Regions from separate parts of the Homo sapiens genome. Here region 2 is linked to region 1. Evidence: read pairs that join two places in POLR2A ChIA-PET (ENCODE). Cell type or tissue: PC-9. All regions are shown on one strand.

The links. ChIA-PET counts read pairs that join two places held together with the same protein. Peaks named below come from ENCODE experiments on the same cell type or tissue, not always from the same donor. Only the 100,000 strongest peaks of a DNase experiment are listed, where the experiment ranks them.
Region 2: POLR2A ChIA-PET joins it to region 1 with 15 read pairs; 4 of 35 experiments call an interaction of 5 or more read pairs at or near these places.

The regions. Positions count from the first base shown.
Region 1 is chr2:232,383,559-232,388,558 of GRCh38, forward strand. It overlaps the pseudogene ECEL1P2. Among named protein-coding and RNA genes, the nearest start is that of ALPP, 7.3 kb to the left of the region's middle. In PC-9, CTCF peaks have their summits at 2,466 and 2,668; a DNase peak (open chromatin) is centred at 2,353; H3K4me3 peaks cover 542 bases; H3K27ac peaks cover 3,003 bases.
Region 2 is chr2:231,864,691-231,869,690 of GRCh38, forward strand. No RefSeq gene overlaps it. Among named protein-coding and RNA genes, the nearest start is that of MIR1471, 25 kb to the right of the region's middle. In PC-9, no CTCF peak of the experiment used is centred here; no DNase peak of the experiment used is centred here.

The DNA of each region.
Region 1 (5,000 bases):
CCAGGGGTCAACAAGTGTGCACCACCATGCCTGGCTAGTTTTTGTATTTTTAGTAGAGACGGGGTTTCACCATATTGGCCAGGCAGGTCTCCAACTCCTGACCTCAGGTGATCCACCCGCCTTGGCCTCCCAAAGTTTGGGATTACAGGTGTGAGCCACGTGTCTGGCCGAAAAGAATTAAAGGTGAAATCAGCCACATTTTCCAGCAAAGTTTACACTATTACAAAAAATACAAAAATTAGCCAAGCCTCGTGGCCCATGCCTGTGGTCCCAGCTACTCAGGAGGCTGTGGTGGGAGGATCACCTGAAGTGAGGAGTTTGAGACCAGCCCAGCCAACATGGTGAAACTAAAACTGGTCTAAACTAAAACACGGTCTCTACTAAAACTACAAAAATTAGCCGGGCGTGGTGGTCGGCACCTGTAATCCCAGCTACTTGGGAGGCTGAGGCAGGAGAATTGATTGAACCTGGGAGGTTGCAGTGAATTGAGATCATACCACTGCACTCCAGCCTGTGCGACAGAGCCACTCTGTCTTAAGAAAAAAAAAAAAGCAAGCATTTTGTGCTCACTAGAAATATTAGCATGATTGAATGCTTCCTTGCATATGAAAATTATTTTAACATTGTAAAACATCTATTTGGCAGGCATGGCGGCTCAACACCTGCAATCACAGCACTTTGGCAGGAAGAGCGGGTAGGATCGCTTGAGTTCAGGAGTTTGAGAATAGCCTGGGCAACATAGTGAGATCCCGTCTCTGCAAAAACAACAACTGAGTCCAGGGAGGTCGAGGCTGCAGTGAAAGAAGATTGCTCCACTGCACTCTAGCCTGGGCAACAGAGCAAGACCCTGTCTGGAAAAATATATACATGTATTTGAGGACCTGGCTCTCTCAGGACAGTTTTTTTTCTTTTCTAATTCTAGGTTTTAGTGGCTGTCATAAAAATATGGGAGGTGAACAGAAGGTAGACACCATTAGCTGGCCTTACTAAATCATCATACTCATTGTTACATTCCATCCACCAAATATGCAAAGGTTTTGGTAAAATCCAGCTAGTGTATTTCTATCTTCCCAGTTGTCAGTGGGTTAGAAAGTTCCTCTTTCTAACCAATGTGGAGGTGCTGCATGTTTAGGTTTTACATGAGTGCTCACACCCAAGGACTTCTATATTTTAAAAGTGAAGACATTTTAAAAACAGATTATTCTGGCCAGGAGTTGTGGCTCATGCTTGTAATCCCAGCCTTTTGGGAGGCCGAGACAGGCAGATCACTTGAGGTCAGAAGTTTGAGACCAGCCTGGCCATCATGGTGAAATCCTGTCTCTACTAAAAATACAAAAATTAGCCAGGTGTGGTGGCAGGCACTCGTAATCCTAGCTACTCAGGAGGCTGAGACAAGAGAATCGCTTGAATCCGGGAGGCAGAGGTTGCAGTGAGCCGAGATCGCACCATTGCACTCCAGCCTGGGTGACGAGAGTGAAACTCCATCCCAAGAAGAAGAAGAAGAAGGAAGAAGAAGAAGGAAGAAGAAGAAGAAGAAGAAGAAGAAGAAGAAGAAGAAGGAGGAGGAGGAGGAGGAGGAGGAGGAGGAGGAGGAGGAGGAGGAGGAGGAAAAGAAGAAGAGGAGGAGGAAGAGGAAGAGGAGGAGGAAGAAGAGGAAGAAGAAGAAGAGGAGGAAGAGGAAGAGGAAGAAGAGGAAGAAGAAGAAGAAGAAAAAGAAGAAGAAGAAGAGGAAAAAGATTATTCTGAAATTAGGTCATTCTGTTCTCAAGCTTCCTTTTCCTGTGTAGGTATGAGTGTTTATGAGTCTAATACATTGTTTACCCCAAAATCAAGTGTCAAATAAATATTTTCAAACTTCTGCTCAAAAATTTGCTCTTTCCTTAGCAAGAGTTTTGTTTTGTTTGAGACAGAGTTTCGCTCTTATTGCCCAGGCTGGAGTGCAATGGCGCGATCTCGGCTCACTGCAACATCTGCCTCCCGGGTTCAAGCAATTCTCCTGCCTCAGCCTCCTGAGTAGCTGCGATTACAGGCACCCGCCACCACGCCCAGCTAAGTTTTGGTATTTTTAGTACCCAAAGTTGATGAGTCGACCTGCTCCACGCGTAATTTCAAGGTGGTCACGTTGGGGTCACCCCTTGCAGCTTGTAGCTGCTGTGAACGCCAGAGAATGAAGTACTCAGACAATTCCAGCTGAGTGGGGCAGGCGGCAACTCCTCTGAGAGAGTGCCGCCCCAAAATCCATCCGCCAAGTATTTATTAGAAGGCTTGTTAAACCACAAACATCCACCAGATGGGTTTTTGCCGTGGGGTCATGAGGCACATACGGCCTTGTAAAAGCACTCAGACCACATTCCTAGGAGGCTGTTTTCAGCGCTCCTTATCACACATTCCACTCCTTGTCCTGTTTTCAGTGTCAAGGAGTTACATTCTCACGCACAAACAACGTACACACAGTGCCTCAGTATTTTTCCATGCCTCGAGCTCAAATGCCTTGTACATAAGTTTGAATATATCGTCGTGCACCCCCCACATCTCCCCCTTCTTTAATTCTTAGAGCTTGCTGGTTATCCAACGCAAAATAAGCTTCTATCCTTCTTCCCTGGTCATAGATGCTTCGGGTGGCAGCACAGAGCCATTTACAGAAGCCTAGCAATCAGATACAAAAAAGAATATAGCGGCCATCACCCTAGCAATCAGATACAAAAAAGAATATAGCGGCCATCACCCAAATGCGTATGTTTAACCCAGACAACCAAGTATTCGGGTTCAGTCATTGAAAGCCTTCTTGTAATTGCTGAAGGGTATTTGTTTGTAATTGCTGCGAGACCATTCTTCAAGTTGTTTCTTCAACTAGACCTCAAATGCTTTGTACATAAGCTTGAATATATTGCCGCGCACCCCACCCGCTCCCCACTGCCTGCCAGAGGGCTGGGAAATGGCTGCACCGCTGAACACCGCAGTTACCCCGGGGAAATTACTTATGACCTCCTCCCGCGCGCTGCCACTGTGCGCTCCCTCCCCTCCCCTGCTTTCCCTTCCTCTCCTCTCGCGCACCCTCCTCCCGCCCTCAGGGACCCCTGGGCAAGGCCACTGCGCCCCGGGTCTACGGCAGCTGGCGGGGCGCTCAACGCGCGCACTCACACGGACGACGTAGCGCAAAGAGTTCCTGTCGTCCAGGCTGACCATAAGCGAGAAGAGCGCGGCGGCGCTGTACACGCCCTGCACTTTTTTACAGCAGCCAGTTGAGGTCCCATCGCGCAGCAACCCCCCGGCGCTCCGCCGCGCCGCGCAGGTCCCAGCCCCCGCAGTCCTCGATGACCTCCAGCATGAGCAGCGGGTTCAGTCGTTCGATCTCGCGCATCTCGAGGCACAAGCGGAAGAAGGAGCGCACCTAGTGCTGGGCAGCGCCGCCGGGTCCACCCTTGGGCCGAGCCAGCAGGCGCCGCAGGCGCTCCTCGTTCTGCTAGCCGATGGCCGCGATGGTGCCGTAGGTGAGCTTGTCGTCGGGGATGGCATGGCGCCGCAGCCAGCCGCCGCAGGCGAACGAGTATAAGTCCTGGCATGGGTCGATGCTGGCGTCCAGGTTGGCGGCCAAGAAGCGAGCGGTGCACGCGAAGTCTTGCGCTCAGGACAGCCTTCAGGACAGGCTCCGCCGCCGGCCGCGACCGGGCCCAGGTACTTGAGCACCAGCATAGCCGCCAGGATGGAGCAGAGGCCGGCTGCAAACACCAGCCCGACAGCAGGTTCAACTTGCGCCGCTTCCAGAGCTGCAGCCCGGCCTGGGCCCGGTGGCCTGCGGGCAGAAAGTCCCCGCAAGCGCCCCCCGCGCCGCAGTGACTCACATACTTGACCTCCTGGAACTCATCGTAGTGCGCCATCAGCGAATACCAGGACTCCATGGCGCCGAGGCCGCCGGGGTGCAGCCCTGGGCCACCTGGGCTACGGGATGCGCGTGGCCGCCGGCCTCCTCGTGAGCCTCCGCGTGGCCCCTGGGGCCTCAGCTGCGGGAAGGACAGAGGCAGGCTAATGAGACGCCGCAGCCCGACGGGGTTCCGGGGCACCGCGAGGAGAGACACAGGCCTGGGTGCAGAGGCCCCAGCCGCGAGCCTCATTCACTGGGGAAACCAGGGACCAGGAGGGCTCGGCGGGGCCACCACCCCCGCGTGCACAGTGGAGTCTTCTCCCCTGTCCCCCTCCCTGCACACACGTGCGGGTCCCTGGGTTGGGAGGGCCCTGATGGGAAGGGGGAGGAGCCAGGCACGGGGCCTGGCACGTAGTGGGCCTTCATTGAAAGGCTGTCCCTCTTCCCTTCGCCTTTCTGGTCCAGGACCTGCCCCAGCCAAGGCCGGGCAGAATGGGGGTGGGGGGTGGAGAAGCGGAGGCTGGAGTGAGGAGGTGGGGTCAGGAGCGCGTCTATGCTGCACTTTCCGCTTTCCGCGCTGGACACAGACAGAGGCTCCACAAAGCGGCCAAAGAACCAAACTTTGTCCTTGCGGAAGTCCGCAGGATCTACCACTCAACCCCGATCGCTGGCTCCTTCTACTCGGTGGCCCGACAGCCCACCCGCTCCTTCCCCAGGGGCGAGCGCCAACGCCCCAGGGTCGTGGATACACAGCCCACCCCCTGGACGGCCCTGATGGAGACCGGCTCCGTCCCCCCACCCACCCCCATTCCCAGTCTGTGACCCCGACCCGAGCCACTCCCGGCTTCAATACGTTCTCCCCAGAACCCAAACTTGGGTGAAGTTTCACCTCCCGCGGGGCGCAAGGAGACGAAGCCGGGAGGCTCCGCGCAGCGGCCGCGATGGCGGCAACGGCTGCAGGGATTCGGCGCCATTTACCCCGCAGGTGCGCACTCGAGCAGGACCAGGACTAGCGGGCCCGCTCGAAACCAGAGCCTGAGCCTGAGCAGAACTGCGTGGGCAGCCGCTGTCTCCCAGCGCCCGCTGCCTTTTCTGCCGCCGAGCTGCCAGCCCGAGGGGTCCAGCCGTGTCCCAGGAC
Region 2 (5,000 bases), 520 kb before region 1:
AAGCCCAGTAGAGAATGATGGTTCCTGTGCCATCATGTATCTCAAGATGTTCCAAGCTCCTTTTGTATGTTTTCTCATGCAGCCCTGTCAGTCGGAAAGGATATTTCATGACCACATGTGGACTCCAGGGATGCTCACTGTTACTGGGTTTGTCATTGTTTCGAGGCCAGAAATAACAGACGTAGAATGATAGACAAAATACCTCATGAGTTCATCATACTGTTCTTTTCTTCTTTTTTTTTGAGACAGAGTCTCACTTTGTCACCCAGGCTGAAGTGCAGTGGCGTGATCTCGGCTCACTGTAGCCTCTGCCTCCCAGATTCAAGTGATTCTCCTCCCAAGTAGCTGGAATTATAGGCGTGCACCACCATGCCTGGCTAATTTTTGTATTTTTTTAGTACAGATGGGATTTCACCATGTTGGCCAGGCTGGTCTCGAACTCCTGACCTCAGGTGATCCACCTGCCTCGGCCTCCCAAAGTGCTGGGATTACAGGCGTGAGCCACCATGCCTGGCAGTAATTCTTTATATTGAACATTCCTTTTTCAAATTATTTTGTGGTTTCTCTCTCCTGAATGTTTCCTGAGTAATGCAATGTGGTATCAAACATTTTTTTCTTTCTCCTTTTCTTTTAATTTCAGGAGAGTTTCCTTAAATTATAGCTTTTAGTATTTATTTTTCCTGTTCTCTTGCTTTGATTGTCATTTTCAGGGACTCCTGTTATCTGTGTGTTGGATTTTCTTTGACATTTCCAGTATTTGTCATTTTTTTTCTTGAATTCCTTATGTGTGTTCATTTCTTTTTTATTTAAAAAATTTCTCCCTTTTCACATTCTGTTTCTCATGAAGCATCATTCGAATCACTCATGTGTCTTCTAATTTAATCTTTATATGTGAAATCATTTTTCATTTTATTTCAAAATCTGTCCCAGCTGCCATAATCTCATTTCTTGGTCTTTCCAGTTCTGATACTTTTAAGGTATTTTTTCTTTATTTGAAATCATTAGTATAGTTTTGCTCATTGTATGGATGTTATTCTGCTCTATATTTTCTTTTATTGTCACAGACACTTTGGATGCGATTTCACGTTGGTACTTTGTATTCCCCATTTTTTATACAAAATTCATTTTCTTGAACTTTCAGAATGAAGTGGGTTGAGAAAGCTTTCCCAACATCACAGTTCTTCTCCATATACATAGTGTTAAAAACACAAGGCACACTCTTAGAACTACTAAACATGCTCAGCAAGGTTATAGGATACAAAGTTGCAGGATCAATATACAAAATCAGTTGTATTTCTATACACCTGTGATCTGAAATCTGAAAATGAAATTATGCAAGTGATTTCATTTATAGCAAGAAAAAATAAAATGCTGAGACCAGCCTGGCCAACATGGTGAAACCCTGTCTCTACTAAAAATACAAAAATTAGCTGGGAGTGGTCGTCGGTGCCTGTAATCCCAGCTACTCGGGAGGCTGAGGCAGGAGAATCGCTTGAACCTGGGAGACAAAGGTTGCAGTGAGCCAAGATCGTGTCACTGCACTCCAGCCTGGGTGACAGAGTGAGACTCCATCTCAAAAAAATAAAAAAATAAAAAATAAAAAGCCTAGGAATAAATTTAAAAACAGAAGTGTAAAATGTATGCTCTTAAAACTACAAAATATTGTGGACATTTAAAAGATTTAAATAAATGGAAAGACACCTTATGTTGATAGATCAAAATACCTAAATATTGTTAAAACGGAAAGACTCCCCAAACTGATCTACAGATTCAGTGCAATCTCCGTCAGAATTCTGCCTGGGTTCTTTGCAGAAATGGACAAGCTGCCCCTAAAATGCATGTGGAAACTCAAGGTCTCCAGAGTTACCAATAGCAATCAAACAAGCAAACAGCCAAAACAATCCTGAAAAAGAAGACAGTTGGAGGACTCACACTTCCTGATTTCAAAACTTACTAAAAAGCAACAGTAAGCAAAATTGCGGTAGTGGCATAAGGTTGGACATAAAGATCAGTGGAATAGAACAGAAGATCCCAGAAATCAACCCTCACATTGACAGTTCATTGATTTTTGATAAGGGTTCCAAAACAGTGAGGGAAAGAATTGTTTTTTTTTTTTCAACAGATGGCTCTGGGACAACTGGATATCTACATGCAAAATATAATCATAATAATAAAGTTGTATACCTACCTCATACGTCTACAAAAATTAGCTCAAAGAGCTAACTGTAAGAGCTATCATAGACTGAAATGTAAGCTAAAACAAATTTTTTTTTTTTTTTTGAGACGGCATCTCACTCTGTCACCCAGGCTGGAGTGCAATGGTGCCATCTTGACTCACTGCAACCTCTGCCTCCCGGGTTCAAGTGATTCTCCTGCCTCAGCCTCCTGAGTAGCTGGGATTACAGGTGCCCACCACGATGCCCAGCTAATTTTTGTATTTTTAGTAGAGACGGAGTTTCACCATGTTGGCCAGGCCAGTCTCGAACTCCTGACCTAGGTGATCCACCCACCTCGGCCTCCCAAAGTGCTGGGATCACAGGCGTGAACCACCACACCTGGCCTAAAACAAATTCTTAGGAAAAAAAAAACCATAGAGGTAAATCTTTGCCACCTTGGATTTGGGAGTGGCTTCTTAGGTATGATACCAAAAGCACAAGCAACCAAAGAAAAAATAGGTAAATTGGACTTTATCAAATTAAAAGCATTCATGATACCAACAAGAGAGGCAAAGACAACCCACTGATGGGAGAAAATATTTGAAAATTATATATCTGATAAGGGACTGGAATCTAGAATATTAAAGAACTCTTTAAATTCAGTAATAAAAAGACAACCCAATTAAAGAATGGGCAAAGGAGTTGTGAAGTTAGAAGCCGAATTCTGTTTTTGATAAAAAGTTATTCTACATGCTAGATAGCAAAGTAGAAAGGACTGTGTTTATTTTTGCCTTGGAATTGCAATTAAAGATCAGTCAAGGAACAAGATACCCAGAAATGATTAAGAAATTCAAGAATATAATAATGGAAGCGTTCTTTCTGGTTTCATTTTTTTTCCTCCTGATGAGAAAGTGGCCAGAAATTAGGCAAATGACTCTTCAAGATTTTTTCCCCAAGGTTTAATCATTACAGTAGTTATTCTCAAAATGCTGTCTGAGAGCCACCCACGTGACAATCACTTTAGGGGACTTTATTTTTGAAGTCCAGCAGTATTGAATCAGAATTTGAGGAGGCGTTGCCCTAACGTCCGAATTTTTAGCTAGTATCAAACTGATCCATAGATATAATAGATTTTTAAGAACTTCGACCATAAGCAAAAGATTGGATCATTCTGTTTTTCTCTTTTCATTTCGTTATTCTTTTCATTGAGATGAGGTCGCACTCTGTCACCCAAGCTGGAGTGCAGTGGTGCAGACCTCGGCTCACTGCAACCTCTGCCTCCTGAGTTCAAGCGATTCTCCTTCCTCAACCTCCCGAGTTCTCTTTTCATTTCTTTTTGTCATTTTCTTTTCTTTGTTTTCCTCAGCATCTACAATTGTGTCCTTTGGGTGGTGTTGGGCTCTCAATTTCAAGAAATTGCCAAGGCACTGATCCCATAATACATGTGGACAAAATCACTAGAATCTTAATATAGTTCGTTCACCTGATTTTAATTTTATAAAACAGAGAAGATCAAAAAAAAAAAAAAAAAGGAAAATTTACTTCTGAACGATTGAGTATTACAAGTCTCTATTATGCTGTCATGATCTTTTATTTATTCAAATTTTGGCCAGGCGCAGTGGCTCACGCCTGTAATCCCAGCCCTTTGGGAGGTGGAGACCGGTGGATCACTTAAGGTCAGGAGTTCGAGACCAGCCTGGCCAACACGGTGAAACCCCATCTCTACTAAAATACAAAAATGCTGGGCATAGTGGCAGACGCCTGTAATTCCAGCTACTAGGGAGGCTGAGGCAGGAGAATTGCTAGAACCCAGGAGGCAGAGGTTGCAGTGAGCTGAGATGGAGCCACTGCACTCTAGCCTGGGCGATGAGAGCGAGACTACGTCACAAACAAACAAACAAACAAGCTTTCCCTTAGGGGTGTACTGTTTGGATAAATAATACATCTGAGCAGTTCACATTATAATTAACTAACTCATTTGTTACTATGTCCTGTGACTCTTTAAGATTAAATATGAACAGCACTGAAGATTTTGAATAGGGTAAGAACAGATTGCTGTCCTCATTAGAGATAAAACTTAAAATTTTTCTAAAACATTATCGTCGATGTTCAGTGTTCTTTTTCTATTTTGAAATTCACAATATTGGGACTGGTATTTCTTCTATTGATTGAAGCTGGTTTTCCCCAGGAAACACATAAAGTATTCCTTATATATCTTCCCACTTACTCCTTTGAAATGAATAATATAATATGTAGTCTCTACACTGTTACAAATTGGAAATCCAAACATAGTAAGAACAAGTGGGCCGGGCACAGTGGCTCATGCCTGTAATCTCAACACTTTGGGAGGCCGAGGCGGGTGGATCACCTGAAGGTCAGGAGTTCGACACCAGCCTGGCCAACATGGTAAAACTCTGTCTCTACTAAAAATATTTTTTAAAAAATAAGCGGGGTGTGGTGGCAGGCACCTGTAATCCCAGCTACTCCAGAGGCTGAGGCAGGAGAATCGCTTGAAACCAGGAGGTGGAGGTTGCAGTGAGCCAAGATCATGCCATTGCACTCCAGCCTGGGCAACAAGAGCAAAACTTTATCTCAAAAAAAGAAAAGAAAAGAAAAGAAAAGAAAAGTGATTTACTCTGAGTCTTAACCTAATAATCAGTAGAAATAGGATAAAAACCATGTAACCCTAGGCTTTTTCATTTTTCCTTGAGTGTGGGTTTGACCAATTTTTTTTTTGAAAATTTCTTTTTTCATTCTACACTTAAATGTATGTGTGTTTAATTTGTATTTATCCTTCTCCCTGTCCCTTCCTTTCCCCCTTTCCATCACAGAACATCAGTAGAC